Regions from separate parts of the Homo sapiens genome. Here region 2 is linked to region 1. A link is a loop called in an ENCODE intact Hi-C map of the cell type or tissue named here. Cell type or tissue: heart left ventricle. All regions are shown on one strand. Each heading gives the region's core, and the rest is flanking DNA. Links, peaks and the distances in the headings are about the cores only.

Evidence for each region. Hi-C counts contacts between places; a loop is a spot of excess contacts. Peaks named below come from ENCODE experiments on the same cell type or tissue, not always from the same donor. Only the 100,000 strongest peaks of a DNase experiment are listed, where the experiment ranks them.
Region 2: it touches region 1 in a loop (3-fold over the local background); 2 of 110 quality-filtered maps call a loop at or near these places.

Annotation. Positions count from the first base shown.
Region 1 is chr6:164,151,315-164,162,781 of GRCh38, reverse strand. No RefSeq gene overlaps it. Among named protein-coding and RNA genes, the nearest start is that of MEAT6, 670 kb to the left of the region's middle. In heart left ventricle, for the core only: no CTCF peak of the experiment used is centred there; no DNase peak of the experiment used is centred there.
Region 2 is chr6:163,961,792-163,964,291 of GRCh38, reverse strand. All of the region lies in intron 4 of LOC105378102 (a long non-coding RNA gene), which reads right to left. Among named protein-coding and RNA genes, the nearest start is that of QKI, 550 kb to the right of the region's middle. RefSeq lists an enhancer at 1-2,500. In heart left ventricle, for the core only: no CTCF peak of the experiment used is centred there; DNase peaks (open chromatin) are centred at 1,231 and 1,569; H3K4me3 peaks cover 268 bases; H3K27ac peaks cover 2,416 bases.

The DNA.
Region 1 (11,467 bases), core at 3,773-6,272:
GGTATTTGAAAATTGATAATGACTTGAAAAATTCTTCCAGTAATTTTTTCATAATTCCTCAAGGATCTGGCAAGCCAAGTTTGGAATCTGCATTCCTAGAAAGTATTCTAGAACAACGTCATAAAAGAATTTTGAAAAAGAAGCGCTCTCTCTGGGTCTGGTGACAAAAGCAGTGGTAGAATTAGGAAGATCAATCAGATATGGCTCCATTTCTGATCAATTTGTAAAACAGGGTTAAATTGTATTTGGTAGAGTCCTGACAAACTGTAATGTCCCAAGAGGTCCACAAACCCAGCTAAATAGTTGTTCCTTTCCCAGCCAAGTTGTGCTTTACCAGATAAATGCTACAGAGGAGCTATAGCAAGTAGACCAAAAGGTGACAGCTGAGCCCCATGTTTCAGCCTTTGGGTCTTGAGCCATCAGACAACACTGCTCATCACTTCTCTCTGGGGCCATCACCTATCACACCCAGGGACACTCCTCCTTCCTTGAAGAGTTAGCTCCTGACTCATACACACCCTCCAGCACTGTTCCCACTATGATTTCCAGTGACATTTGTATCCACCTAGACAGTCCTTCCTATAGCCCAGTCTCCTTGTTTTTTGACCCCTTCTCCAATGATCTTTACTACACTTCAGCCAATTCATTCCAATTGACAAACCCCAGATATTTTCATGACAGTAAGAGCAGCCCCTCTACAATCTAAATTTCAAGGATTCTACCCTCCCCTCCCTACCTCCAAGTTTTCCAAATCAATCTCTACACTGGAGGGCACACTGGCCGGTCTGTTAGTTTTTACTAACAAGGACTTTCAGGCCTATCTTTGTTCTACCTTTCACTCCACTAGTGTCCTTACTTTTTTTCTTACACAGCTTTAATTTCATAGGCAATTGTTATAATCACTCCCTTGAATCAGTTCCTCAATTTCCTTTATTTCTAGACTAAATCAAAACCATGGCCAAGCCCAACTGGACACCTACACTGCACCTGCACATCTGCAGTTGAGCATGGATTAAAAAAAAATACATCAGGAACCTCATGGGCCCTTAGTAATGACTGATGATAATATTATATGATCCTATCCATTCCACCTCTAACTCTTTCAGATTAATATCTCATAGCTTCCTCTCTCTCCTCAAACTTCATTCACCTGCTCTTGCATTATCTCTCTTATTCAATAACCTTAATTCTTATTTCAGTGAAAAATAGAAGTTACTAGAGTCTATTCCACCTCCCACTCTTCCAGATTAGTATCTCATAGCTTCCTCTCTCTCCTCAAGCCTCATTCCCCTCCTCTACCATTAGCTCTCTTATTCAACAACCTTAATTCTTATTTCAGTGAAAAATAGAACTCGGTAGAGGAGGCCCTCCAAGTGGCCCCACTCTCACTCTCACAGCACCCCGGCCTCCTTCACAGGCACCATGCTACCGTGGCTTAGGGCCCAGACTTCAGCTAAACTGCCTATGTAAATCTTGCTTCTGCTAGATGGGGAGTCTTACTCCATTTGCAGGTCATCCTGTGCTTAATTTGTCATTTGTAAAACAGGTATAGACAATGATATTGTCTACCTTGTTGAGTAGTTGTTGAGAATGAAAAAGGAGTAATACATGCAAAGCATATAAATAGCCTGGCGCACAATGTACCCCATATGTATTTCCTGCAGTTATGCCTTCTGTGCTGCAGACTCTGCCTCCTCTCCTGTTCCTATAGATCCACTCCCTCACCGCTAGCAAAGGGCAACCTTGCCACCCAAGAACCAGCTCTTATCCCTTCTTGCTTAAGCAAGGACATCACTCCTTTCTGCTGGATTTTTCTCAAAAGTATACAATATGCTGTTATTTTTTTTAATCTTGGAAAAACTCTCTTGATGCCCACATACCCAGCTTGCACTACTTTCTCTTCTGTTTATGGTCAGACTACCTAAAAGAGCTGCCCACCTCCTATCTTCAATTTATCTTTTCCAAAATTCCCTCTCCAAGCAGACTTTGGCCCTTGCCACATGATACGGTTTGGCTGTGTCCCCACCCAAATCTCAACTTGAATTGTAGTTCCTACAATCCCCACGTCATAGGAGAGAACCAGTGGAAGGTAACTGAATCATGGGGGCAGTTACCCTCATGCTGTTCTCATAATAGTGAGTGAGTTCTCAGGTGAGATCTGATGGTTTTATAAGAGGCTTTTCCCCCTTTCACTCTGCATCTCTCCATGCTGCCACCATGTGAAGAAAGATATGTTTGCTTCCCCTTCTGCTATGATTGTAAGTTTCCTGAGGCCTCCCTAGCCCTGCAGAACTGTGAGTCAATTAAACCTCTTTTCTTTATAAATTACCCAGTCTTGGGTATGTCTTCACTAGCAGTGTGAGAACAGACTAATACAGTAAATTGGTACCAGTAGAGTGTGGTGTTGCTGTAAAGATACCTGAAAATGTGAAAGCAACTTTGGAACTGGGTAACAGGCAGAGGTTGGAACAGTTTGGAGTGCTCAGAAGAAGACAGGAAATTGTGGGAAAGTTTGGAACTTCCTAGAGACTTGTTGAATGGCTTTGACCAAAACGCTGAATAGTGGTATGGACAATAAAGTCCAGGCTGAGGTAGTCTCAGATAGAGATGAGGAACTTGTTGGGAACTGGAGCAAAGGTGACTCTTGTTATGCTTTAGCAAAGAGACTGGCAGCAATTTGCCCCTGCCCTAGAGATCTGTGGAACTTTGAACTTGAGAGAGATGATTTTGGGTATCTGACAGAAGAAGTTTCTAAGCGGCAAAGTGTTCAAGAGAAAGCAGAGCATGAAAGTTTAGAAAATTTGCAGCCTAACGATGCAATGGAGAAGAAAAACCCATTTTCTGGGGAGAAATCCAAGCCTGCTGCAGAAATTTTCATTAGTAACAGGGAGCCTAATGTTAGTCATCAAGACAATGGGGAAAATATCTCCAGGGCATGTCAGAGACCTTCACAGCAGGCCCTCCCATCACAGGCCCTGAGACCTAGGAAGGAAGAATGGCTTCATGGGCTGGGTTCAGGGCCTCCCTACTGTGTGCAGCCTCAGGACTTGGTGTCCTGCATCCCAGCCACTCTAGCCATGGCTAAAAGGGGCTAAGGTACAGCTCAGGTGGTGGCTTCAGAGGGTGCAACCCCCCAAACCTTGGCAGCTTCCACATGGTGTTGGTCCTGCGGGTGCACAGAAGACAAGAAATGAGGTTTGGGAACCTTTGCCTAGATGTCAGAGGATGTATGGAAACGCCTGTATATCCAGGCAGAGGTGTGTTCCATGGGCAGAACCCTCATGGAGAATCTGTTAGGGCAGTGCAGAAGGGAAATGTGGGACTGGAGCTCCCACACAGGGTCCCCACTGGGCACTGCCTAGTGGAGCTGTGTGAAGAGGTCCACCGTCCTCCAGACCCCAGAATGGTAGATCCACAGACAGCTTACACCATGCACCTAGAAAAGCTGCAGACACTCAATGCCAGCCTGTGAAAAGCAGCCAGGAGAGGAGCTGTATCCTGCAAAGCCATAGGGGTAAAGCTGCCCAAGGCTGTGGGAGCCCACATCTTGCATCACTGTGACCTGGATATGAGACATGGAGTCAAAGGAGATCATTTTAGAAGTTTAAGGTTGAATGACTGCCCTTTTCGATTTTGGACTTGCATGGCCCTGTGGACCCTTTGTTTTGGCCAATTTCTCTCATTTGGAATGGGTGTGTTTACGCAATGCCTGTATCCCTATTGTGTCTAGGAAGTAACTAACATGCTTTTGATTTTACGGGCTCATAGGCAGAAGGAACTTGCCTTGTCTCAGATGAGACTTTGGACTTGGACTTTTGAGTTAATGCTGGAATCAGTTAAGATTTTGTGGGACTGTTGGAAGGGCATGATTGTGTTTTGAAATGTGAGGACATGAGATTTGGGAGGGGCCAGGGGTGGAAAGATATGGTTTGGCTTTGTGTCCCCTCCCAAATCTCATCTTGAATTATAGTTCCCATAATCCTTACATGTCATGGGAGGAAACGAGTGGGAGGTAACTGAATCATGGGGGCAGTTTCCCCATGCTGTTCTCATGATAGTGAGTGAGTTCTCATTAGATCTGATGGTTTTATAAGGGGCTTTTCCCCCTTTCGCTCTGCTCTTCTCCTTGCTGCCACCATGTGAAGAAGGACATGTTTGCTTCCCCTTCTGCCACGATTGTAAGTTTCCTGAGGCCTCCCCAGCCCTGCAGAACTGTGAGTCAGTTAAACCTCTTTCCTTTATAAATTACCCAGTCTCAGATATGTCTTTAATAGCAGTGTCAGAATGAACTAATACACCACACCACCCAAACTGCCTTGGCAAGGGCACCATGTTCTTTAAAATATTTTCCTCACTCGGATTTTAGAACACCCCAAACTCTTTCATCTTCTCCTCCCATTGCAGTTACTCTTTCTCAAACATATTTTCTAATTCTTCCTCATTTTCTTAAACTCAAAATGAGGGAGCCCCTGGACTCCATTCCTGGGCTCTCTTCTATCTACCCTCACTCCCTGGGTGATCTCTCCCAATCTCGTGGCTTTAAATATCATCGACCTGGTGTGCCTCCTCAGCTGATATCTTCAGTCTGAACCTCCTTCCAACCTTCTGAAATCCAGCTGCCTCCATCCTCTATCCTCCATCTCCATCAAACTCAACACTCCTGAATGAAACTCTTCACTGTCCCCGCTAAAGCTCCTTCTCCGACAGTCCTCAGCATCCCTACAAATGGTCGTTCTTTTCTTTCAGTTCTCAGGCTGAAAATATTACATCTGACTCCTCTCTTTGTCTTGGGTCCCACATCTTATCCATCAAAAAATCCTCCCAGGTTTACTTTCAGAAATACATTTGGAATCTAGCCGATTCTCACCCCCTCTAAGTCCTCCTCTTTAGTCCAAGCCCTCAGCATTCCTTGCTGCAGACTGCAGGGTCCCCAAGGGTCCTGTGACTATCCAGGCTCCCTCTAGGTCTGTTTCCAGCAGAGTTCTTAGGGGCTTATGATCCACTGTCATTTGGAGGATGTCCTCTCATGGCTTCTCACGTCTCTGAGACCAAAACCAAATGACAGTGACACATGGGGCCCCACGAGGTCTGCTTTCTTCATGCACAGTGCTGCTTCCCCAGCCTCGTTTTCCTTCTCCATCGTGTCCTTGTGCCATGCTGCTCCTGGAACACTGTAGGCACATTTCTGTCTCCTGGAAAGTCCTTCCCTGACACCTGATGTCCACCTGCCTCTCTTCCTCACCTCCTTCAAATGTTTGCCAAATCCCTTCTTCTCACTGAAGCCTGTCTTTGTCACCAGATCTAAAATGTTACCATTCACCACCTCAATACTCTCTGTCTCCTCTCCTTATTTTTCCCCTACTCTCTAATGTATTCACGTGTGCAATCCATTTTCACCTATTTCACTTAGTCACTGTGCATCTCCATCCTAGATTATGAACCACACGTAGGCCAGAACTTCAATTTGTTTACAGCTGTTTCCCCATCTGTGTAGCAAAGGGATTTGGCCCAAAGAGAGGTCTGGCCTTAAGCCCCAGCTCCTTGAGAGTAATCTCTGAACCCTTCTGATTTCTCAAGTGATGGTAGTGTTTTTAGTATTCATGATAGGCCCTGTGGATCACATCTAATAGCTCAAGCTAACAAGGTGACTCTTGTTACCTGAGAGGTGAGCCTCTCAGGCACATGATATCTGCTTCACCTCCAAGAATTCAATCATGTGGAAAATTAATCAATCAATCATACCTACATAATGAAGCACATTAAAGACTCTGGAGACCAAAGATTGGGTGACCTTCCCAGTAGGCAATACTCCATGCATATCATCACACATTGATCTGGGAGGGTCACAAGTCTTGAGAACAACGGAGACTTTCTTCACTATTGGAATCTTCCCAGACTCTGTCCTATAAATCTCTATCCTTGGTTGATTTTAATGTATATGTTTTCTGTAACAAATACAACCATGGGTATAATAGGTTCCCGTGAGTTCTGAGTCATTCTAGTGCTTATCAAAACCGTGAGTATTTGCAGGAAAACCCCAAGCTTGCAGTTGGTGTCAGGAGTGAGGATGGCCTTCTGTGCGCTCTTCCATCTAACTCATGCAGTTGGACCCTAACTCCTTGCAGTTGGGTGAGAAGTCTTGGGTTCACTTGGCCATCTAGAGACTGTGCTCCTAACTTCACATTTTTACTAACTCTGGGTACAGCACTAAGACCTGTACTTGGCATCCATAAATAAATGCTGGATGAATAAATGAGTGGCTGAATACAAAACTATAACCCAAGTTTACATTGGGAAACACTCAAGATAATAACTGTTAAGTTCAGCCTCTATTCAGCACATTTTCTCCCTGGTTTCTTTGCCTCTCACTTCTAATGGACTTGCAGGAATTGTAAAACAAAAAACTAACATTCACCCTTGTGTGATCTACTCCAGAATATAGTCCTCTGTGAAAATTTGATATATGAAACTAAAAACTGCATTTTTTAAGATGCCACGTTGTTATAAATAACTTTTGGAGTGAGCAGTTTCAGGTATAAAATTATTGGCATGTGCCAAATGTGGAATAGAATAGACCTAACTAGTTTTAAATTATTTTTTACTTTTATAGATTTAGAGACACAAGTGCAGTTGTGTTATTTCGATGTATTTCATAGGGGCGATGTCTGGGCTTTTAGTGTACCCATCACCCAGACAGTGTACACTGTACCCAATAGGTCGTATTTCATCCTGCACCCATCCCTTCCAGCTTTTGGAGTCTCTGATGTCTATTTTTCCACTCATATGTCTCTGTGTACCCAATGTTTAGCTCCCACCTAAAAGTAAAAACACATGGTTTTCTACTTCCTTTCTGAGTCATTTCACTAAGGATAATGGCTTCCAGTTCCACCCATGTTTCTGCAAAGGACATGATTTCATTCTTTTTTGTGGCTGAGTGGTATTCCATGGTACATGTATATTACATCCAATTGTAAATGGATAATTGGATTGTTTTATCCAGTCATCCACTGATGGGCACTTAGGTTGACTTCACAACTTTACTATTGTGAATAGTGCTGCAATAAACATATGAGTGCAGGTATCTTTTTGATATAATTATGTATTTTCCTTTGAAATACCCAGTAAAGAGATTGCTGGGTCAAAAGGCAGTTCTATTTTTGTATCTTTAAAAAATGTCCATACTGCTTTCCATAGAGGTTACACTAGTTTACATTCCTACCAACAGTGTATAAGTGTTCCCTTTTCTCTGCACCCTCACCAACATCTGTTGTTTTTTGAATTTTTAATAATAGTTATTCTGACTGGTATGAGATGGTACCTCATTGCGGTTTTAATTCACATTTCTCTGATGATCAGTGATGTTGAACATTTTTCATCTGTTTGTTGGTTGCTTGTATGTCTTCTTTTGAAAAATTTTTGTTCATGTCCTCTGTCCACTTTTTAATGGGGTTATTTGTGTAGGGGTGGGTTGTTGAGTTGTTTGAGTTCCCTGTAGATTCTGGATATTAACCTTCGGTCAGATGCATTGTTTGCAAATATTTTCTCCCATTCTGTAGGTTGTGTTTCACTTATTTCTTTGGCTCTGCAGAAGCTTTTTAGTATAATTAAGTTCCACTTGTTTATTTTTGGTTTTGTTACTTTTTTTTGAGGACTTGGACATAAATTCTTTGCCTAGACTAATGACTGAAAAAATTTCTCATAGGTTTTCTTCTGGTATTTTTATAGTTTTGGGCCTTACATTTAAGTCTTTAATTAATCCACCTAGAGTTAATTTTTGTGTATGTTGAGAGAGAGAGGGGTCCAATTTCATTCTTCTGCATATGGCTTTCCAATTTTCCCAGCACCATTTATTGACTAGAGTATCCTTTCCCTAGTGTATATTTTTGTTGACATTGTCAAAAATCAGTTGGTTGTAGGCATGTGGCTTTATTTCTGGGCTCTCCATTCTGTTCCGTTGGTCTATGTATCTATTTTTATACCATGCCATGCTATTTTTGTCTTTGTTCACTGACTACCTGATCTTATACTTTAGGAAACCCTACACACTCCTCCAGAAGACTCCTCTATTTGAATAAAGACTTTAGCAAAGTTTCAGGATTCAAAATCCATGTGTAAAATTCAGCAGCATTTCTATACAACAATAATGTTCAAGCTGAGAACCAAATCAAGAACTCAATCCTATTTATAATGGCAATAAAAATCCAATAAAATACCTAGGAATACATTTAACCAAGGACGCTAAAGATCTCTACAAAGAGAACTACAAAACACTGGTGAAAGACATAATAGATAACACAAACAAATGGAAAAATATCCCATGCTCATGGATCAGAAGAATCAACATCGTTAAAATGGCCATACCGACAAAAGTAATCTACAGAGTCAATGTAACTCCTATCAAATTACCAATATCATTCTTCACAGAATTAGAAAAAACAACCCTAAAATTCATATGGAACCAAAAAAACCACAGCCTCAATAGCCAAAGCAATTCTGAGCAAAAAGAATAAAAGCATCAGGTATTATATTACCTGACTTCAAATTATACAACTAAAGGAATTTGATTGTGTCTCCTTCTCTAAAGAACATACATAGTAAACAAATGTATAGGTTCTCTAACACTCTACCAATATGAAACTATCAGTCTTAAGTTATAATTGTTTGACTTTCTTTTTAAACCCAAATCATTTAATTCATTTAGATTGAAAATCCTATTTATCACTTTAAAAAATACCTCCTTTCAGTTTTCTTTAGTGGTACACTATACTCTTAGAAAATAGTGAACCCTAACCTCAAGTAGAGAGGAGCACAAGGAGATGACAATTTAAAAACTAATAATAAATAAAACCCTCTGCTCCTGTGTGGGAAGCCAGGAAGAACTGCACAAGAGCTTCCATTGAGAAGATACCCTTTGCACTTTAAAAAAAATGCTGCAAAATGCTTATCTGCAGGTGAAGGAAGAAAATCGAGTGATATAATTTTCTTTCAAATTAATGGCAAGTAAAGGCTTTCTGTTTCTATACAGATTTGACTTCTCCTTGAAAATATGTAGCCAATAGCAGGAAGACAAGGAGGCGGGGAGTTATAGACAGCCCAGTTTGAGATTCGGTGCAAGTCAGGGTTTGCAAGATTTTCTGGCAGAGCTTGAAACACCATTTATACCCAGTGTGACACAAGTACAAGTTTCACTGAAAATATAGTGTCAGTAATCAACAGTGAAATATTAAATTATGGCTTGGGGCTGAGCAGGGACTCTTTATCAATTTTATTACTTTGGGAAATGTACATACACACACATTAATATTTCGCAGGCCCTTCTCCAAAAAAATGTCCAGCAATGAGAAATATGTAAGATCAAAAAATAACTTTGACACAAGGATATTTCTGGACAACAGAATCAACCTAACATTTTCTAACCTGCCATTAAGGTGTGGTTCATTCATCTACATTAGAAATAAGAGCTTGGATAATGAGATATTCCCTCAATGAGATGTGAACTGAGTAAATCTCATTCAAGATGTAATTTGAATGTAATGTCTTGTCCCTAAAATAAACTAAGCATTGTAAAAAGTTTAATGGTACACAGTGAATCAGGAAAACGCAGAAAGTGCCAAAAAAATGTTTATTCCCAACAAAAGCATCTCTCTATTTACTGTGACATGTTGTCAGAAGAGCTGAGCTCATTATGATATTTCCGTGTATGATCACAACACGGGCTTTCTCTCAACTTGCTGAGCTAGTCCTGATTGCTCTTTTGCATCAGTTTTTAAACCATTTTACCAAGTATCCATGCTTCAAAGTCAACACTTCCATGTTTAAGAGGGATCTAGCTTCTCCTGGCACAAAGTTTGGTATTTTAAAAGAAGGGACTTTATTATCCAAGGCAGAGATTCCTGAAGAACAGGTCTAGTACCATCATTTGAACAGAAAAACTCATCATCCTTCTGTGGGTGGGGTGAGCCACATGCCTTGTGGTTTCACTTAATTACTGTGCAGGAATTGTGCTCTGGGGCCAAGCTACGGGTGCATTTTGCTTTTCGTTGCAATCTTAACAGGAAATAAAGTCTGTGGACCTAAAAAATTGTGCCCGCCATTAATGAGCTCTATCTATGTCTCACAGAGGCAAGCCATGCAAACACTGGGTATCATTGAGGTACAGGGGATTTTTCACTGTGAGTACACGGTCATGATTAAGTGGGCAGGCTTTGGAATCTTTGGATTTGAATCTCAGGGCCACCACTTACTACATGCATGTGGATAGGTCTATCAACTTTTAGGATTTTAATTTTCTTACCTATAAAATGAGGCTTATATACCTACATATAGCAGGGCTATATAAATGAAAGAAAATGATGTATTTAAAGTAGCTAGTACTGTGATTATTATATGATTCTCAATACATGATGATCAATTTTTATTATTAAAATGCGCCCAAGATAAATTTGCATATTTTCAATAATAACTTGGAAGCCAAGTGTGTGTTTGTATATAAAATATACTTTAACAAGAAATCTTTCATAATTCAGAGATCATAATAAATTTTGATAGATATTATCAATCTTTCAAGTAGGAGGTGCTTGTCTATTCCGTTTTACAGATGGAGAACCTGAAGCACAAAAAGTGAATTTCCTGATATCACAAAAGAAAGTTTTCTTTTAGTGTTTTTAATAATAAAATGAGGTCCAAGGTTGAAGTTAAAGAACGTGTTAAGTTGTATCACAACCAAAGCAGACACACCGGTTTTGACCTGCGCTAGTTCAGTCCCTGCTTCGCTGAAAGGGTCGGCCTCCTCTTTTGAAGACAGGCGTTGCTTCGGATTTGCAAAGATTCAGAAACAGTCAAGGACAGCGCCTTCCTGAAAAACAGCCGCAGCATTTAGCGCCAGATTGTGAAGACAGAGGAGGAAAATTACCTTTAGCAAACCTAACTATCTGCATGACATTCTGCATGCATAAACAGATAAACTGTTAGTTGAGAAACCAGAGTTTCTTCTAACAAATGAATTAATATAGCTGTTTAATTCGTCTCCTTGTTCTATAAATACAAGCAGCTATGAAGAATGTGTCCAGTGTCTGCCGTGGTGGCTTCTGTGTGCGCGTGTGTTCTTTCTCATGCGCTTCCTTGGTGGCAGGGTGCCCGGGGACTGTGGAGGGACATCCTGACTGCCTCCCACTTCTCCTCCCCAGAACGCTTCACTGTTTCTGCTGAAATCCCTCTATTTAAAGGTGAGATAATCAGCTTTTGTTCCATTGGCTTGGATTAAAGACAACCTCTGAGCTAAAAACAAAGCTAGCCCTAGGCTGGGGGGCGGTCAGCCTCTGTATTTGCTAGCAAAGAAAAGGACTTTTTTAAAATTCTTTTTCCAGGACTGAAAATTCTCATGCCCTAGAAACCACAGAAGTAGAACTTCAAGTGTTTCCCAAAGACAAATATCCCTATTAAGAAGGGGACAGGACTTTGGCAGCCA
Region 2 (2,500 bases), core at 1-2,500, 190 kb after region 1:
TCTGAAACCCTTCAGCAACTTCTCATTGGCTCCCAGCTGGGTGCCCCTGCGTGGTTCACAACCAGGCTCCACCGAACTGGCCTTCAAAGCACACTAAACATCCACCTGCAGGAGCAGCTTTGGAAAATTATTATTTTAATTGACAAATAATAATTACACGTATTCACAGGGTTCAATGTGATGTTTTGGTCTAGTATACAATGTCGAGTGATTAAATCAAACTTATTAACATATCCACCACCCCTCTTATTGTCCATGGTGGGACACGTGAAATGTACTCCCTTAGCAATTTAGAAACATGCAACGGTCATTATTAACGATGGTCAGGAGGTCAGCCACGGATCTCAAGAGCTCTGAGCCTGAGAATCCGCCTCTGGGGGAGGGGGGCCTGACGAGAGAGGCTTACACTGAAGAGCATCTTGGCTTTGCGGAGGCTTCCTAGAGTTTCTTAAACATTGAGGGAGCCCTTGCCATTCTTCCAAGTCAAACCCTTGCACTTGGAATCCAGGTTTGTGTCTCTCTCCAACAAGAGGCCTGTGACGCTCGCCCTGCTTGTTCTGTTGAATGTTACTTTGCGAGCGCGTTTACACAACTGTCACTTGAGGTTTGTTTTTAGCTGGAATTGTCCTCTCTCCTGAATTCCTCTCACATCGCTCCCCCACTTATCTCCCGGTAAACTAAAGCCACCCCTGAATGAAGAGACAGAGCCCGAGCTGGGTGGGAAGACGGTTCACATGCTGACATTTTAGTCACTGAAGAATTTGTAATAGGTTTAGAGGCTGGTCTTCAAAAATCCTCACATGTACAACAAGGCCCCAGATTTGAGGAGGAAAATAACTCTGCAGCCCCGAGTCAGCCGTTCCCCAGCCACCTCTCCCCTCAGAGTCCCACTCTGGGGCAAGTGCTTCTGGTAGGTGTGTGGCTGTGAGGGCCCGGTATGGAGCTCCAGGCTAAATAAAGCTGCAGGAACAGAGATAAACAAGTGCTCCCAACTCAAATGCCTGCACACAATATCCTTTATCTGGGCAGAGATAGCACACCCAGGAGAGTGGCCAAGCGCCCCCCATAGACGGACCCACAGGCGCCCCCCCCCCCCAATTAATACAGAATTAATTGGGACATATTGTTAAAGGGCTAAGGCCCCTCAGAATAGATGCCAAACTCCAAGGACACCAATGTCAAATTCCAGAAGGACAGCGGCATGGGCCAATGGGAATAAACCCCAGCCGTTCCTCCCACGGGCGCTGAATCGGATCCCATAGAGCCCGCCTGCTTCACATGCTAACGTGATGATGAACGTATCCAAGTATCAGCATCAAATCCTTGAGGACTATATTTGCAATGTCATGTAAACCGTTTCAGGGAGCAAACTGTCCTGCTGTGACTTTATATTAATCTCTGGCTTCTGGCTGGTCACAGGGTGTCACATGTACTATAATTAGATTTTGGAAGTGTGTACAGGGAGGAGGAAATGGTGTAATTAAGGTAACCTATCAGATGCCCAACTGCATCCTTCAGAAAGGAGGCTGAAACGCCCGCCCTCCCAGCTTTCACACTGCCCTTCAAGGGCAGAGGCACCAGGTGCAGGAATTGCAGGCACTCCAGAGCCACCACCGCAGAGCTCCTCTTTAAAGAAACCTATTCTCCACACCAGAATCAATCCGGTGAGGTTGTTAGCTCGTGGTGCATATCCGGACAACTTAAGAGGAAAGCCGGGCAGGGCACTTAGAAACTTTGACTTTGCATTTGGGCTACAAAGTCCCATCTTCAGGATGGGGGACTATAAGGGAGTTTATGGGGATGCGGGGATCTCACTTAAATAGTCAATCCAACAAGTGGCACGGGGGCTCTAGAAGCTGATTTGGCCAAGGTGAGCTACAGCGAAGCAACACCCTGCACCTTTCTGCATCTTCCACTCAAGGATTGGCGCTTCACACCAGGCAGCTAGCTCCTAACACCCACCTCTAAGAGCAAGAAGAGAAGGAACTGAGTCTGGCAACAGAAAGTCTAACCCAAGCTGTCCAAGTCCAACCCCCGGGTATTGAGCTCTGCCCACCTAGGACTTGAGTGATCAGGCCTCAGTGGTCAAAGGAAGCATGTGGGTTCGAATCCCAGTTCCTCCTCACCTGGGCTGGGTTACTTCAGTCAAGTTACTCAACCTCCCTGTTGTAGGCCACCCGCCCTGCCTCCCTTTCTTCACCTCCCTGACTACCTCCCCTTCCCACTGCCTCTGGTGTTGGCTAGAGGATCACTTTGGCCACTGGGATGATGAGGAGTGACATGGCTGAGATCTGGGGAGTACCTGCTCACCGCCATGTGCTCCCCTGGTAACCCTCTCACCATATTTGGAGGAGCCAAGGCCACCAGGCTGGAGGAAGCAGGAAAAGGCCCAGTGGCCCTGTCATCCACCGAGCTCTACACCCCCGCAGGAGCCATTCTGGCCTGACCCTGAAGCCTGAATCAGCCCAGCCTCACCCCAGAGTGCCGCCCAGGGGACCAC